2 separate regions of the Homo sapiens genome follow, and region 2 is linked to region 1. Evidence: read pairs that join two places in POLR2A ChIA-PET (ENCODE). Cell type or tissue: Panc1. All regions are shown on one strand. Each heading gives the region's core, and the rest is flanking DNA. Links, peaks and the distances in the headings are about the cores only.

Region 1 (8,085 bases), core at 1,649-6,648:
GGTGACAGGGGGGTTATTCATTGATACAAATGGCAATTAAAAATCTCAGCCCTTATAATTATCAACAGTCCACTTAAAAATCAGTTTGTTGTAAGTTCTTTTTATCACTAGTTTTTGTTTTTTCTTTCTTAAAATATTATACTTTTAGAGACAGAGTCTCACTCTGCCACCCAGGCTGAATGAAGGGCAGTGGTGTATTCATGACTCACTGCAGCCTTGACCTCCTGGGCTCAAGCAATCCTCCCACCTCAGCTTCCTGAGTAGCTGGGGCTACAGGCACACACCACCACGTCTGGCTAACCTTTTAAAAATCTGTAGGTATGGGGTCTCACTACGTCACTCGCTATGTTCAGGATGGTCTCGAACCCCTGGCCTCCTAAAGTGCTGGGATTTTAGGTGTAAGCCACCATACCCAGCCTTTTTATCACTGTTACATCTTCTATTTGATGGCAGAAAAAGACAGATTTAAATAATGGAGGTAAAAGGTAAGCTAAGAAGTATAAATCATAGGTTCTCACTCAAAGAGGTAACTTTAATATCTAAATCTAAAATAAACCCTTCCAGTAGTAAATGCAATACAGATTCTTCACAAGAAAAGTGTATGTACATCTCCTGTATACAGACACACTTACACATATACATACTTAGTTAGAAGAAAAGAAAATAAACACTCATGAGCCTGCTTCTCTGAGGTAATGCTACTAATACATTAGGGCATTAATACCCTTCAGACCTTCATCTATATTTCTGTATTATGTGTTTCCTAAGATGAGATCAAATTATACAAACCAATCTACAATTTACTTTTCATTCTATGTTATAAAATGTTTCCATAACATTAAATACTTATCTGTAACATCATTTCTAATGGCTTTATACTATTCCATTATAAAGATATACCATTATTAAGCTAATTTAGGGTGCTTCAACTTTTTCATTATAAGCAATGCTTCATCTTAATAACTAATTCTTTAGGTATATGACACACACACACTCTCTTTGGATAGATAAGGATAAAATATAACTTCATACTTCCTTAGGAGAGTTTCTTTGCATGAAGTGTGTTTGCTAGATAACAGGCATGCACACTCTTCCTTCTATGTATTTGATACTTTGAACAATATGTTAATTGAAGAAAATTTAGAAATTCAGAAAAAGCAAATATAACTTATACTCCTACCACCCTAACATAATGTTAATAGTTTGCATACCCTCTCCAGTCTTTTCTAATTATATCTTTTTTCCCTAAAAACGATTTGGAATACTTGGTTTGGTTTGACTGGAGTTTTGATTCTTTTTTAGAGAATTCCACATAAGAGATTCCATTTACCTACTTCAATAACATGGATCGTAAAACTCTTATTCAATAAAGATATGAAATAGAAGATACTTGACTTCTGCTGGATGACCCAATGTGGAAAGAGGAAGGGATGAAGTAAGGAGAGAAAGGTGGGGATGGAGGAAAAGGAGAAGGGATCGAGGTGTGCCCACCGCTGTGGGTCACGGGCTTCACTATGAGCTATCACTACCTCTGAAGTCACTCAGTGACCATTAGTTACAACAGACGAGTTCATGTGAAGAAAAAAGCCAAAACCACTGGCCAGAGAGGAAATCACCCTGGGCTGACCAGGATGTGTGCAAGGCCCCACTTCAACACACCTGAATTCTGATTTACACGTTCGTTATTGGAATTGAGGGCTGCTAACTCCTTAAGCTGGCTGCCAGCAGATGCACTTGTTCTGAACTTGGACAGCCCCCTAGAGAGCCCAAAACTCACAACAGTCTAGCTGTACAGGTTAAATACGCCCAAGGAAAATCGAGGGTTTTAAAACATAGCCATTTATACTCTAGGCTCATTGTTTGTAAGTTATTTTCTTCCTCCAGGTGTATTATTTCAACTCCTGGGGTGTAAAGGTCACTGCCTGTGGTTTGGGTTTTGGAAGAGACGTACCCCAGAGCACACCAGGGCTATGGAGTTCAAGTGGGGAATGCACCAGCTGGGGCTGAACTTTTAAAGACAAAAGATCCTGTTGCTGCCTTTCAAACAGCAGGCTTAGCAGACAGAGAGAAAGGCAGCGACAACCTGACGTGGGCTTTATAAAGTCTAAAAATAGGTACTTGCAGCAGAATGGTTTCTTTAGAGAACAATTTTAAAGATTCCCAGGAGGTGTCAGCTGTTCACCAGATATTGGATGAGGATAAAGGCTTTTGGAGCTGTCAGGGGATCACAAAGCCCACGGTGAGGGCCCCCGAGACAGGTGAAGAAAAGGTCTTGGTTCAAAATCCTGCTCATGACAAAGTGGCCCGGGAGAGAAGATCTCTGATTCAGGACAGCAGCACTCAACAGGAGCTAAGAATCCACTCCTGGCTTCTACCTTGCCACACAGACTAACTGGAAGACTATTAGGCCATGCAATCATTTTCTCTAGAAAGACAATGAATTAACCCACTTTCAAGACTAACAACTACAGATTACTTGTGAAGAGACAGTCTTCTCCATAATGCAGGCATTAATATGCATCTGCTTAGCTTCCATTATTCAAAAACAATGTTGGAGGCAGGTAGGTTAGTGCAAAGCCCTGGCCACCAATGTGCTGTTATATGGAAAGTCAAGGGCAGAAGCTGTGGGACCAGAGCAACACAGGGCTTGAGAGTGTACTGGGGCCAGATTCAAATTGGACGTGCCCCACGGCACACTGGAATACAGGCCAGGACAGAATTAGGAGCCCCAAGGCTAGTCCTGCCTCCCCATGTCACTTCAGGTCCTTGAGGGAACAAGCAGCCTCCCAGACTCTGTTTCCCAGTCTGCAGAGGTGGACCCACTCGGTGGTTCCTGACCCTGGCCACCCACATCTCACTCCAGGCCAAGGAAGTCACTTGCTTTGGACTGAGTCTTGGCAACAATATGTTTTTGGAGCTCCCAGGTGACGCTAATGCTGGGACAGGCTTGAGCACCACTGGTGCTAGGGTCCCTTTGAGCCCTATGTTCTGTATGCACATTTTCACTCATCTCCGTTTTCTCCCAGTAGGCCAGTGAAGAGGTGTCTGATGAAAGGAGAAATGAGGTGCTGGAGGACCGTCCTGTGGGGTGGCCTGGGCATCAGGCACAGGTCCTGGTCTCAGCTGGACTATCGCTGAACAGAGGCGTTGGCCGCACATCCCCTTGGAAGGACTCTTTGCTTCCACATTCGGAACACTGTCCTGCTTTTGTTCAAACTCCTTTCTTTTAGCCCTCAAAATACATCTCACATCCCTACCATGAAGTTTTCCCTGGATCAAATGGAGGCAAAGTAGCGAAAAATGCAAACAAGAGATAACAGAGACTCAAGCACATTCCCAGCTCTTTAGAAAGTTAGAACTGAAGCTTCCTGAGCTAGCAGCACATTCATATTCTCTCTCCCTTGAACTCAGACCAAAGAGAAATGAAATGCACATGGGGGTGGGGGGCGGTGGTGAGGATTTTCTGATGTTTAATGTGATTTCCATATTTGCTTTCAGAATACAAGTTCCGTCTGCTTCTTTTTTTATGAGAAAAGGAAATCGTGCATTTAATCGTCTTTGAATATTACTAATTTTATATTTCAAGTATCTGGTAATTTGATTTTCATAATTAATCTTAACACGTATTCAGAACACAAAAAAACTCAATACCATGTGAAGAGAAGGGAAACAAAAAAAGTCCTATTTTCATCTACTACAGAAAATATTAAGTCAAAGGTTTATATGTAGTGAAGCATACTGGATTTAAATCCTAATCATGTATTTTTTAGATTTAAATTTTTTCTTTATTGCTCTTCTGATTTATAAGAACCTAAGAAAAGGGTTTCCCTTCTTACTCCTTCTTCCCCGGTCCCTGCCCTCTGCTGATTTTCCTTCCAAAGGCTGCCCTTCTTACCCATCCCCTGCCCTCCAGTACCCCACCTGCCTGGTTCAGTGATTCAGTGAGCAATAAGTGCAGAAAGCCAATGCCCAGAAGATTAACACAAACTTGTCAGGTTGTCACAAAGTTTTTCTGGGTTCTCCAGGCCCCTCTAGAGCCAGCTCATTTGAAGCAGACAACTGCTGGCCAACAAAGACTGGAAGCCACGGAGACAAAGGAAACCCATTTTTCTGAAGACCCTCCGTGGGGTCTTGAAAAGCCTGTGCACTAGGCTTCATGCTCGGCCCTTCCTACTGAGTGGCCTTCTCCACTGCCTGCTGCTTAAAGGCTTTCCAAGCACCTATTAATTTCAAAGATCACTTTCCTGCGTGAAGACATGCCTGAGAGCATGAACAAGAGTTCTCAGACTGAAAGCAGAAAACCAAGATTCTTAATTAAATGATCAAGTGAGAACCCGATCATTTACTGGTGGTGTAGACCAGTGGCTCCCAGCTCTGGCTTTCATTCCAATCACCTGAGGAGCTGGAAATGCCAGGGCTGCAGACCAGCTGAATCAGAAGGCCTGGAGGCAGGGCCTCAGCATACCAGGTGACTGGCGTGCAGTGAGCATGAGAAGAGAGTCTATGCAAGCATACCGGAATGCAGCTCCAACTCCGGCACTTAAGTCTGCTGTGACTTCAGCAAGATGCCTAACCTTTCTCATCCTCCATTTTTCTCATCTGGAAAATGCCAATAATAATCCTTACCTCCTAAGAGTGATTGATGACTATGATTTAATTATGCCATATAAAGCTACAGTGTCTCAAAATACAGTAGGTCTCAGCCTCTGCTGCCTCATGTATAAAATGCCAATCAGAATAGAGAGAATGATCTGCTGGGAGTGTGAAAAGGAAATGAAGACAGAAGGGAGTGTGACTCACACATTATAAAAAAAATATGAATTCACGATGGGCTAGAGGCCAATTTACAGAACATCCCATTCTCCTGCTCACATCAGGGGTAACTCAACACAGCCCAATAAAATACAGGCCGTAAGCTCTGCAGGAGCCACCATCTCTCTCTGCAAATGCCAGCCTAGGGCTGACATCCAATGGAGAAAATCAGGCTGAGAATAAAACCTGCAGAGGGCAGAGGGAGTGGGGGAGAGAAGGAGAAGGGATGCTGATATCTCAACACAGGTTCAAACTGTTGTTTAATGGACGCTTTTCTGTTGTTTCTAATCTGCGACTCCGTCAACTAGGGAATGTATGTTCTTGTGCATCCTTCTCTGTTCCCGTGTGCATACGTATCCTTCTCTGTGTGCGTGTGCATATGTATCCTTCTCTGTGCGCGTGTGCATACGTATCCTTCTCTGTATGCGTGTGCATATGTATCTGTTGCATCCTTCTCTGTACGTGTGCATATGTATCTGCTGCATGAACTGGCAGAACTGGGAGTGCTGGGTCTAAGAGTACAGGCATTCATCATTTTATTTTACTTTTTAATTTTAATTTTAATTTTTTTTTTTTGAGACAGAGTTTTGCTCTTTTTGCCCAGCCTGGAGTGCAATGGCGCGATCTTGGCTCACTGCAACCTCTGCCTCCTGGGTTCAAGCGGTTCTCCTGCCTCAGCCTCCCGAGTAGCTGGGATTACAGGCATGCACCACCACACCCGGCTAATTTTGTATTTTTAGTAGAGATGGGGTTTCACTATGTTGGCCAGGCTGGTCTCGAACTCCTGACCTCAGGTGATCCACCCGCCTAGGCCTCCCAAAGTGTTGGGATTACAGGCGTGAGCCACAGCACCCAACCAGGCATTTGTCATTTTTATACATATTTCCAAATAGCTAGAGGTTGTACCCACTTAATTGCCCTCCAATGATAGTTTAAGGGTAGCTGTGATAGAAACTGGTAGTATGTTCCTGCTTGTCTGTTTTTACACTTTATATAATATACATATATTTTAGGACATATTCATCAGTGTGGTCATTCATAGCTTCTCCAGTTTGGGGTTGATGAAATGAAACTGCTTTAAGCCTCTTTTTTAAAGACGTGTGGACACCGGGAGTTTTAAAGTGTTTCATACGGAACAGGTACCATTCCCTTTGAAATCTGTTTCTACTAATGGTGCTAATTCCAAGCTCCCTACCAAAAGCTTACAGGGAAGTGAGCTACAGTCTGGGGTAATCCAGCTCCCACGGTCCGATCACAATTAAGACCTCCCTGTCATTCCTGTGGCACTAAATGCTAACCAGGAACCTGTGCCCACTGTTCAGCTGCACATTTGCACCATACTGCTGCTACAAGTACAGTGCCTTGAGAGCAAGGACCATGACTAACGCCGTGCACGCCTGGTGCTGATGAAACTGTAAACAAATGGCCTAATTCACCCTCCCTCGCAGGGTTAGGTCCTGTTTGGGAAAAAGGGTGAGCAGCACTTAGGAGAACACTTTCTTTTCTTTTCTTTTTTTTTTTTGAGATGGAGTCTCGCTCTGTCGCCCAGGCTGGAGTGCAGTGGTGCCATCTCGGCTCCCTGCAAGCTCCACCTCCTGCGTTCACGCCATTCTCCTGCTTCAGCCTCCCAAGTAGCTGGGACTACAGGCGCCCGCCGCCATGCCCAGCTAATTTTTTGTATTTTTAGTAGAGACGGGGTTTCACCGTGTTAGCCAGGATGGTCTCGATCTCCTGACCACGTGATCCGCCTACCTCAGCCTCCCAAAGTGCTGGGATTACAAGCGTGAGCCACCACGCCCAGACAGGAGAACACTTTCTTAAACCCAAAAACCAAGACTTCATGAACAAACATTTCTGGACTACACTGTGTTAATCCTTTACAGAAACTTTATGAACTGATCGGTTTCTCTGGAAAACTTCTCCAAGCCACCACTCCAGGGATGGCTTAGGAGGTAGGATAATAATCCCTACCTCCTAAGATGACGGATGCTAGTGCCCGGCATGATTGACTCCAGGTGCCCAGCAAGGCCTCTCGGTAATCTCAGCAGCACCTCCAGTGAGGCTCATCAAAACCATCTCTGCTCCATTTCAAAACCACACCAAGCAGGCTGCTGGTGGAAACCAAGAGCAGGAGAGGAGGGTAGAGAATCCCATGACTTCAGAACGTTTCTCCTACAAGACGTGACCCCACAACATGGCAATTCCTAAAAGAATGGTGACACTAAAGCCAGACACCCCTACCAGGACACCCTCATTCCCTCCTACCAACAGATTACATCCTTAAGGCCACAAAACACAAGCCCACTTCCTTTAAGTAATGGGGCGCGATCTCGGGTCACTGCAACCTCCACCTCCCAGGTTCTCGCCATTCTCCTGCCTCAGCCTCCTGAGTAGCTGGGACTACAGGCACCCGCCACCACGCCTGGCTAATTTTCTCTATTTTTAGTAGAGACGGGGTTTCACCATGTTAGCCAGGATGGCCTTGATCTCCTGACCTCATGATCCGCCCGCCTTGGCCTCCCAAAGTGCTGGGATTACAGGCGTGAGCCACCATGCCTGGCCTTAGAAGTCTTAACAGCGGAAGTTAAAATAAACAAAATAGGCTGTAAATAGGAAAGAGGGTAGAAGTTAAACAAAAATAATTCAAAATTAATCATGTTTCCACCTGCAATGTTCAGGATAACAAAAAGTCTTTTTTGCAAACTTACGGTGAACCAAGTAAAAACTTGGGTAACTGAAATCCGATGAAGCGATCTGAAATGACACCCACAAGTGCACGAAAAAGCTATTTACAGGCCCATGCGTGCAGCATGGAGCTTCGAAGTGAATACTCAATCAACTCGGTAAGATGCAACATGAAAAGCTATCTCCAAGGAGGGGGGTGCTGCAGGTGAGCAGCTGGCTCAGAGCCCAGGTGAAGAGTGTTTGTTCTACCTAGCCAGAGGGCAGGTTGAAAGAGGACATGGCCTATTAATGTGCAGCTCAAGAAACACTTTAAGAACCGGCACAAATGCCACTCTCTGGGCAAATGTTTGTAGCAAGGACAGCTGGCAGGGTACAGGTAACCGTCTACTCCTGTGTTGTGCCAAACCCGTATTAACTTCAACAGGGACAGCACCAAGTTGAAGAAGCCAAAGAAGAGACCCAGAGCTAACAAACAAGGCACAGGGTTTATTTGGAGGAACTTATTTATAGGGTGGCCCAGTGGCTCTGGGCTGGACAGCAGAACTTCAACTGCTTGTAAAAAGCATGCAGCTTATACAGCACCTTCAC
Region 2 (8,085 bases), core at 1,384-6,383, 160 kb before region 1:
GTCAGTGATTTTCACTATTTTAACGCATGCTACGACAGCCCTTTGTAATTGTGTTTTTCTGTTTTTGGCTCCTTGCGGTATACGAAACACATTCACAACATTCTTTTTAGGGGGACCTAAGCATCACATCTCCAGCCAGAAAACTGTCACAATATTGTGTGCAATGCTCTCCATGCGTCACAGACCAGGATGTGTTACCAGTAAAGACCTGTTTTAGTAAAATGATCAGTATTATTCACACCTGTCTTAAAACTGTGATTGTGATGTATAAAAAATACTATAAAGGAAACTTTTTTCTTTTTTTTTGAGACAGCCTCCCTCTGTTGCCCAGGCTGGAGTGCAGTGGTATGATCTTGTCTCACCGCAACCTCCACCTCCCAGGTTCAAGAGATTCTCCTGCCTCAGCCATCCGGGTAGCTGGGATTGCAGGTGCACGCCACCACACCCAGCTAGTTTTTACTTGTATTTTTAGTAGAGACGGGGTTTCATCACGTTGGCCAGGCTAATCTCGAACTCCTGACCTCAACTGATCCTCCCACCTCGGCCTCCCAAAGTGCTGGGATTACAGGTGTGAGCCACTGCACCAAGCCGGAAACTATTATTTTGTTTTTCATGGGAAAAAGAGGTGTGGCCTCTCTCTCATTTTAGTAAATTCTCTTAAAACAATAAATAAATAGTATATTAAGGAAAAAAGTAGGGCATACACATACATGAAAGCAGGAAAAATACTTTATGCTTACTATGAAATTCTGGACAGTTGACAAATCTGCCCATTTTTTGATAAAAGACAAAAACTAAGTCTCTGCACCTTGAAATATCTGGTTTAAACAAAGGGTAGCTCACTCTTCTAAATACACCTAGGACTTCTACTTTCAGTTGAATTGTAAACTGCTGGTACTTTTGCTTAATTCCATTTATAATAAGCCCTCAACCCCCAGGGCCTGAAAGTGAAATTCTGTTCACAATGTCTCTGCCTCCTAGTAACATCTGAAAAACGTACTATGCCTATGAGATAGTGACCAGTCCTATACGTGTGAGGATTACTTGTGGCCAGACTTCTCAGCAGGTGGCTCATCAACGTGCTTTTGTTTAGTTATGAAATTGTGAAGCCAGGGAAACCCTAACTTTCTGTTCATGAACCAAATGAAAGCAAAGACCAAGATACTACCAAATTGCACTCATGGTTGAAACTTTACATCTATTTGAAGGCTTCTTTTTAATATACTTTTTCAGAAAATTTAAGGGACATAGAAATATGATTCCATGAAGAACATGGCACCTCCAAAAAGAATGAGAAAAAAAAAATCCCACTGGCTAAAAAGCAAACTTTTATTAGTTGAACTTTTAGTTGGAATGAGAAACCACACATTTTTTCATAGGTGCTGGAGCAAATGTCTATAGCAAATATACTACAATTTCCAGAAAATACATATATATTAGTGTTGTGGGTGCAAGGAAACATGCCGTGAATAGAAAATAAGGTCAGAGCGGGCATCCTGCCATAGGACCCTTGAAGGCAGTGTCTAAAAAACTTACATGCTGCTTCAAGCACTGTTCACAGATTTTTGACTAAATCATCATTTCTAATCTTATTTTCTATTACCAGAGTGTATTTATTAAATGTGCAAAAGTCAAGGGATCAACAATCAAAATGTGGTTTAAAAATTCAACAACAAAAAAAAACACGTTAATAGGTCACAAGATCAGATTGGGTGAAAGTTTGATGGGCTACTTTAAGCAAACTTGGGGTGAATGCACAGTACCGTATGAAGGCACTGATTCTCTGGTATCATTTTCTCCACATAACACCTGGCTGCCTAGATAAAGAGTAAAATGACAAAGCTTTCACTATGATGTTTGAATTACTCCTTCCCTCTAACCCACAACACCTGTGTGTCCATAACAGCGCCTACTTACTATGATCAATATAAAACGTTCGGCCATCCAAGTGAATTCTTTCTTCCCAGCCAGGCTAGTATCCGGGGAAGGAAGGGAGAGAGAAAATATAAACATTAGCTAGGAGTTCTGAAATCAAAGGCAACATTTAAAAACTATAGAACACCTCTGTACTCTTTTCTGCTAGGGTACATTTATGCATTGAGCGTGAACTAAATATGAACATTTCAAGTTAACTCTTGACCATGTCTAGCAACACGCTTTATCACATGCTCAGGTCTCAGATGCGCTGACTGTATGAAGAACCGGAAATGGGCTGCTAGCTCAAAAGCTTCAAAGGGAAACCGCAGCATTCCATGGAACAGTGGAGTTTGAAGTTGAGTACCATTTAATTAAATAAATACTGAGTACTAAAGGAAAGGAAGAGGGGGTTAATATAAAAATGTTAGACATGGTTAACTGTATTTGTGTTGTCCAGGCAGTTGATGATCTAATATTGGTATTATCCACCATGAACTTTTGCTAGTCAAGCTCAGGAACTAAACAGATTTGGAGAATTTTTTCAAGATAAAGCTGGTATGCCCTCATTATCTGAACTATCCATATTTGCTATCTGAACCTCAGGAATCCAACAGATTCAGAAAAAAATGCTTTCTTTTGTTTTCTAAACTAACTCTCTGGTTCTTTCTATTTGAACCCAGGAACCAAACAGATTTGGTGTGGGATACCTGTATAACCTAATGAATAATGATTGAACCTTAACCTTCGCAGCCTCCAATGTTGCCCTAATATACCAGGCAACAAAAAGGTTCTTACACTTGGAAAACAACAACAAAAATTCCCATTTAAAAATAGCCTTGGAGTCCAACCACTGCCCTGTCACCCCCTACGGCTTTTTCAAACTGAGAGTGAGTTGTTGAGGAGGATGTATGTGAAGGTTTCATTCAAAATCCAATTTTAAGTATATAGCTCAACTCCTACTGAGCCGTCACCAACAAGGGAGAAAAAAACTTTAAAAATCTGCAGGTTAAATGACTTATAGAAACTTTCTATGATTAATTAGGCCTTCTTCTCCCATACTATTTTCATTATTTTTGTTCTGATGACTTAATCAGCAATATGACTGAAACTCAGTGGTTGCTAAGTTACAAAATGAATGAGTGCCACTTAAATTGTCACCTGCAGAGAACGTCTCTTGAACATCCTGTGTACAAGGTCTATCTTCTGCTAGAAGCTAGCAATTCAGAAACCTCTTTCATAAGTACTGGATATCACATGAACTATAATGTATGACTACAATTCAGCTAAACACCCAATTCTGTTAAGAAACACAAACCAATGAGATCCACAAAGCCTGGAGATAGAGAAGGTCCACAGGGCCTCTCCATCAACATTGAGCGGATAAAGGAACACACATATTCAGACCATTCCATGTGTCTCCAGTGTACTCACAGGAAGGGGGCCAAGGTCATTGGGGTTTAAAGATGTCTTTGACCGCATATGTACTGGAAATTTCAAACGTGGATCTTCCTGCAAGAAAAATGTAAAAGACAGTAGATGCTAAGTGGAAGTATCTGTGTGCAGTTACTGGGTGCTTTTCTTCTTGAGCTGTTTGTTTCAAGGCAACCAGGCTGTCCATGCCTGGAGCGTGAGATGGGTCCCATCTCTGTTTTGTACAGGAAGCCTGGCTGACTGTCTCTCGAGACAGACTGTACTCTTCCTTCTTGTGCTTGGTGGAGAGAGGAGAGTAAGAATATTTACATGAAAGGTTAACCATTTCCCTGAGACCTTGAGAAGGGGAAGGGGAAGAGAGTCCCAGCAGTGATGTTACTAGGGAAACCAGAATGGAGGGTGCCAGTGAATGTGGCACAAAGAGGGAGTGGGGACAACGGTTTCGAAATCTCTCCATGGGTCCCGAGCTCCCGGTGAGGGGAGCCAGCCTAACACGTTAGGGAATAGGCCTCCCTGCCACACCCTCCTCCAGCACTTGTGCTCCCCTCCACTCCTTCTGAACTCAGCAGAGAATGTCAATCTGGTCTGTGAAGTCACGTGGCTACTCCAGGGAGAGTCGCTTTCATCAGGCAAACTCACAAAGTTATGATACAACTTTACTGAGATTCTTGACCAAGTTCTGCAGATTAAGTTCTCATTTATGTCTTAATATTTAAACGTTTACAAAATTTTTTTCTTAAAGCATAAGCTTCATAAGATACCACAGAGAATCAACAAAAGAGAAATATGTACTCTGACAACCTGGGTCAGGCTGCATGATTTATGAGGCATGGTCAGATGTAAAATCCTGCAACAGACCCTTGGTAGGAGGTTGGGCACATGGTCTGTTTCTTTAGATGAGGAAATGGAGTTTCAGAGAGAACAGGAAGTTGCCCAAAGATTATGACCCAGAGTCCAGGAGCTGACTCTCACTTATGTAGACCCAGTTAAAATGCAGTGTAGGCCGGGCACGATGGCTCATGCCTGTAATCCCAGCACTTTGGGAGGCTGAGGAGGTCAGGAGTTTGAGACCAGCCTGGCCAACATGGTGAAACTCCGTTCCTACTAAAAATACAAAAATTTCCCGGGTGTGGTGTGTGCCTGTAGTCCCAGCTACTCGGGAGGCTGAGTTAGGAGAATTGCTTGAACCCGGAAAGTAGAGGTTGCAGTGAGCCGAGATTGTGCCACTGAACTCCAGGCTGGGCAACAGAGTGAGACTCCGTCTCAAAAAAAAAAAAAAAAAAAAAAAGAAAAAAAAGAAAAAGAAATGCAGTGTAAGGCCAGATGCAGTGGCTCACACTTGTAATCTCAGCACTTTGGGAGGCCAAGGCGGGAGGACTGCTTGAGCCCAGGAGTTCGAGACCATCCTGGGCAACAAAGCAAAACCATATCTCTGCAAAAAACACAAAAAGTTAGCTGAGTGTGGTGGTGCATGCCTGCCTTAGCTACCTGAAAGGCTGAGGTGGGAGGATCACCTGAGCCTAGGAGGTCAAGGCTGCAGTGAGCCGTAAACTGTGATTGTGCCATTGTACTCCAGCCTGGGTGATGCAGTGAGTCTTGCCTCCAAAAACATAAAAAGGAGAATCCATATCTTTATACTCAAAAAAAAAACCACTATCAACCAAATAAGCTTAAGATTAAAAAAAGTAAACTGTGAAGACATTTGATATCAGCTTCATTCAATTTTATAATAGGGCCTTTGCTGCTGCCAAATTACTAGATTTTTCTGCTTCCCAAGTCAACCGTGTAAGTCATAGTATCACTGAATCATAATCATAGATCTTGGGAACTGGCAAGAATCAAAAAAGACCACGAACAACAAAAATCAACCCTTGCTTCTTGCTAGCTAGGTGAACTTTTAAATGAAGAAAGAAATCCTGTTAGCAGTTTGTGATGCATATTGACCCTGAACCCAATATATTTTTTTAAAAGGCTAAGCAGAGGCACAAAATAATCCAGTATTCTGCAGTACACTGACATACACAGAACATAAAGAAATATGCTAAGCTGATTTAGGATTGAGAAGGTCCAAGAAGCTGATAATCTGGTAAACATTCATGACTGGTTAACTACAGACAGAGGAAAAACTGAAAGCACTGAATTTCTCAAAAGCTACCCACTCAATGCTAACTCTGATCCGGACCAGGTAACGCCACAACCAGCGGGGGACCCTTGGGCTTCCACCTAGCCTATGACCATGCCAGATTTAGAGAAAGCTGAGGACTGCTATTACATGAAAGAGGGCAGGGCTTCTGAATGCTACACACAAGGCCAGCCTGACCTTGGAATCACATGTAGGCTACCGTGAAAGACAATCAGCCCTATTGGTAAAAGGCTGGTGATTTAAAGGGGGGGGGGGGGCGGGGGGGGCCGTAGCGTGAAAAGAAGCTGAAATTAGAGAAAAGTGTCAGGGAGGCAGTGAGGGGCAGAGCATGAAGTATAAAGTCAACCGAATTTCAAAGATCTGCTAAAGTGGCCTTGCATGGAAACCTAGACTTCATAGACTGTGAGGGCCAGAGGCCTTGAGGCTTATAATATTATTTTATCAAAAATAATAAAAATAATGGCAGCAGCTGCCATGAATCAGCTCTGAGGGCTAAGGCTAGTGGTCACCCTCAAGCCCTGACTCCCACCGAGCCACTCAAGGAGGCAGGCATCTCTCCTTAGTTGCCAGGGCACATGAAGTGGCGGTCAAGGCTCTCTATTAGTTATGGACAACTTCAGAGCTGATGAGAAAGTGGAATACTAACGAGGGCTCTGATGCAATGAAAATAAATGATCCAACGCATAAAGTGTGCCTGGTTGTTTCTTCCTTTCTTCAGTTTCATAACGGGAACTCTTTCATGTGTAATATAAAATTGCTTCCCTCCATCAAGTTCAAAGTGTTTTTAAACAGGATGCAAAGAGCAGTATCTTTTTAAAAAGGGCTTTCCTAATTCAAAATATATAAAACACAGGGATTAAAAAAAAGTGCCTTTTTTCTTTATCTTTTCCATCCTGGAAGAGACCAGCAACCACACCTAGAGTAATAAGTTTCATTAGTTTGAACTTGGATGGAAAACAAACCTGCAACTTAACTAGGGTGTAATCTTTCTTGCTACAAAAGCAAGCCCATGCTTCATCCTGTGAAAGGCACAAATATACTAATATGCGTTGAACATCCCTCACCCATAATGCTTGGGGACCAGAGGGGCTTTGAATTTCAAAATATTTGCAGTTATACTTACCACTTCAGCATCCCTAATCTGAGAATCTGAAATGCTCCAATAAGCATTTATTGCTTGAGTGTCATGTCAGTGCTTACAAGGTTTCAGACTTTGGATCATTTTGGATTTTGAATCTTTAAACTAGGGATACTCAACCCGTATACACGTGCTCTGAGCTGCTGAGGATGGAACATCCCTCCTTGGTACATCCCTCCCAAGCCCCTGGTCTCCAGCATGCATTCCCTGAAAGGCCTGACCCAGGCGGGGAACAAAGCCAATCTTTCTTTCTTTCTTTGAATGAAGCTAAACTTGGCCTGGCAGGGTGTCTCATGCCCATAATCCCAGCACTTTGGGAGGCCGAAGCGGCAGGATCACTTGAGGTCAGGAGTTCGAGACCAGCCTAGCCAACATGGTGAAACCCTGTCTGTGCTAAAAAAAACAAAAAACAAAAAACAACAAAAATTAGCTGGTGTGGTGGCATGTGCCTGTAATCCCAGCTACTCAGGAGGCTGAGGCAAGAGAATCGCATGAACCCGGGAGACAGAGGTTGCACTGAGCTGAGATTGTGCCATTACACTCCAGCCTGGGCAAGAGTGAGACTCCGTCTCAAAAACAAAAAAAATAATAATTAAAAAAAAGAGAATGAGGCCAAACTTTATCCAAATACTGATGGCATACTGCCTTCAGTATCTGTGTGTGTGTAAAAGGTCATCTTTCATGACATATTTCAATAAATTTTTTAATTTCTCAATGTATAGAGGGGAAATGTCCTGATACTTTTCAGGCTTCTGGTTGGTGTAAGAATCAACAGTGCCCAGGCCGATGGGGGAAGGAGTGTTATTTTCATCATTTTCAACCTGTCCTACCAGTTTTTTTCCTTTTTCTATTCTAATGCTCAAATCTAAGAATAGCTATGCTGTTCTCTCATTTGTTCTCTTCTTCTTTCAAAAATAAAAAACAAAGCAAACCCTAAAACCAACTCAAAACAGATTTTTAAGTTGCAAATTATCTTCATGCTTCCCTCCGGCTCTTCATCTTTTGTCAAAATGAACAGGCAATTTAGAGTGTGTCTTCCGCAGGGAAAATCCTGCCTAGGCCTTTGTTTAGAAGCGATAGCGCAGCTGTGTCAGCACATCTGAATTCGCTTAAGAAGGGGAGTAGCTTGTGGAATTTCCAGTTGTTACCTTGAGGATTTCCCACACTAGCAGCAGCAACAAAACGTTGTTCTAACAGATTATGATTTTAAATCAGTAAATTAGTCAATAACAAGTATCTGGGTAAACAGGCGCAACTGGAAAGTAAAAATGGGTTTCATTCAGCAATGTTGCAAGCAATAAATAAAGCGAGTGCTGTTTAATTTAAAATACAATCTGCCCAGCTGCAATTACACTGTTGTTGTGGCTTGAAAGGCTGTGAAAAGGTTAGGGGATTTGATTACCAAGCTAGTTAAAATTACTAAAATCATAGCTTATGTTGGCAAGCCACAGTGGCT

Evidence for each region. Peaks named below come from ENCODE experiments on the same cell type or tissue, not always from the same donor. Only the 100,000 strongest peaks of a DNase experiment are listed, where the experiment ranks them.
Region 2: POLR2A ChIA-PET joins it to region 1 with 7 read pairs; 2 of 35 experiments call an interaction of 5 or more read pairs at or near these places.

Annotation. Positions count from the first base shown.
Region 1 is chr18:58,183,177-58,191,261 of GRCh38, reverse strand. The region is part of intron 2 of NEDD4L (NEDD4 like E3 ubiquitin protein ligase); the gene reads right to left. LOC105372143 (a long non-coding RNA gene) reads left to right here. Exons shown (of 3, transcript NR_188086.1): 3 at 1,303-1,428. Among named protein-coding and RNA genes, the nearest start is that of NEDD4L, 140 kb to the right of the region's middle. In Panc1, for the core only: no CTCF peak of the experiment used is centred there; DNase peaks (open chromatin) are centred at 4,621 and 6,211; H3K4me3 peaks cover 556 bases; H3K27ac peaks cover 2,195 bases.
Region 2 is chr18:58,344,878-58,352,962 of GRCh38, reverse strand. It overlaps NEDD4L (NEDD4 like E3 ubiquitin protein ligase), which reads right to left. Exons shown (of 31, transcript NM_001144967.3): 17 at 3,349-3,426; 18 at 1,918-1,972. Among named protein-coding and RNA genes, the nearest start is that of MIR122HG, 97 kb to the left of the region's middle. RefSeq lists an enhancer at 2,990-3,049 and a silencer at 7,552-7,846. In Panc1, for the core only: no CTCF peak of the experiment used is centred there; no DNase peak of the experiment used is centred there.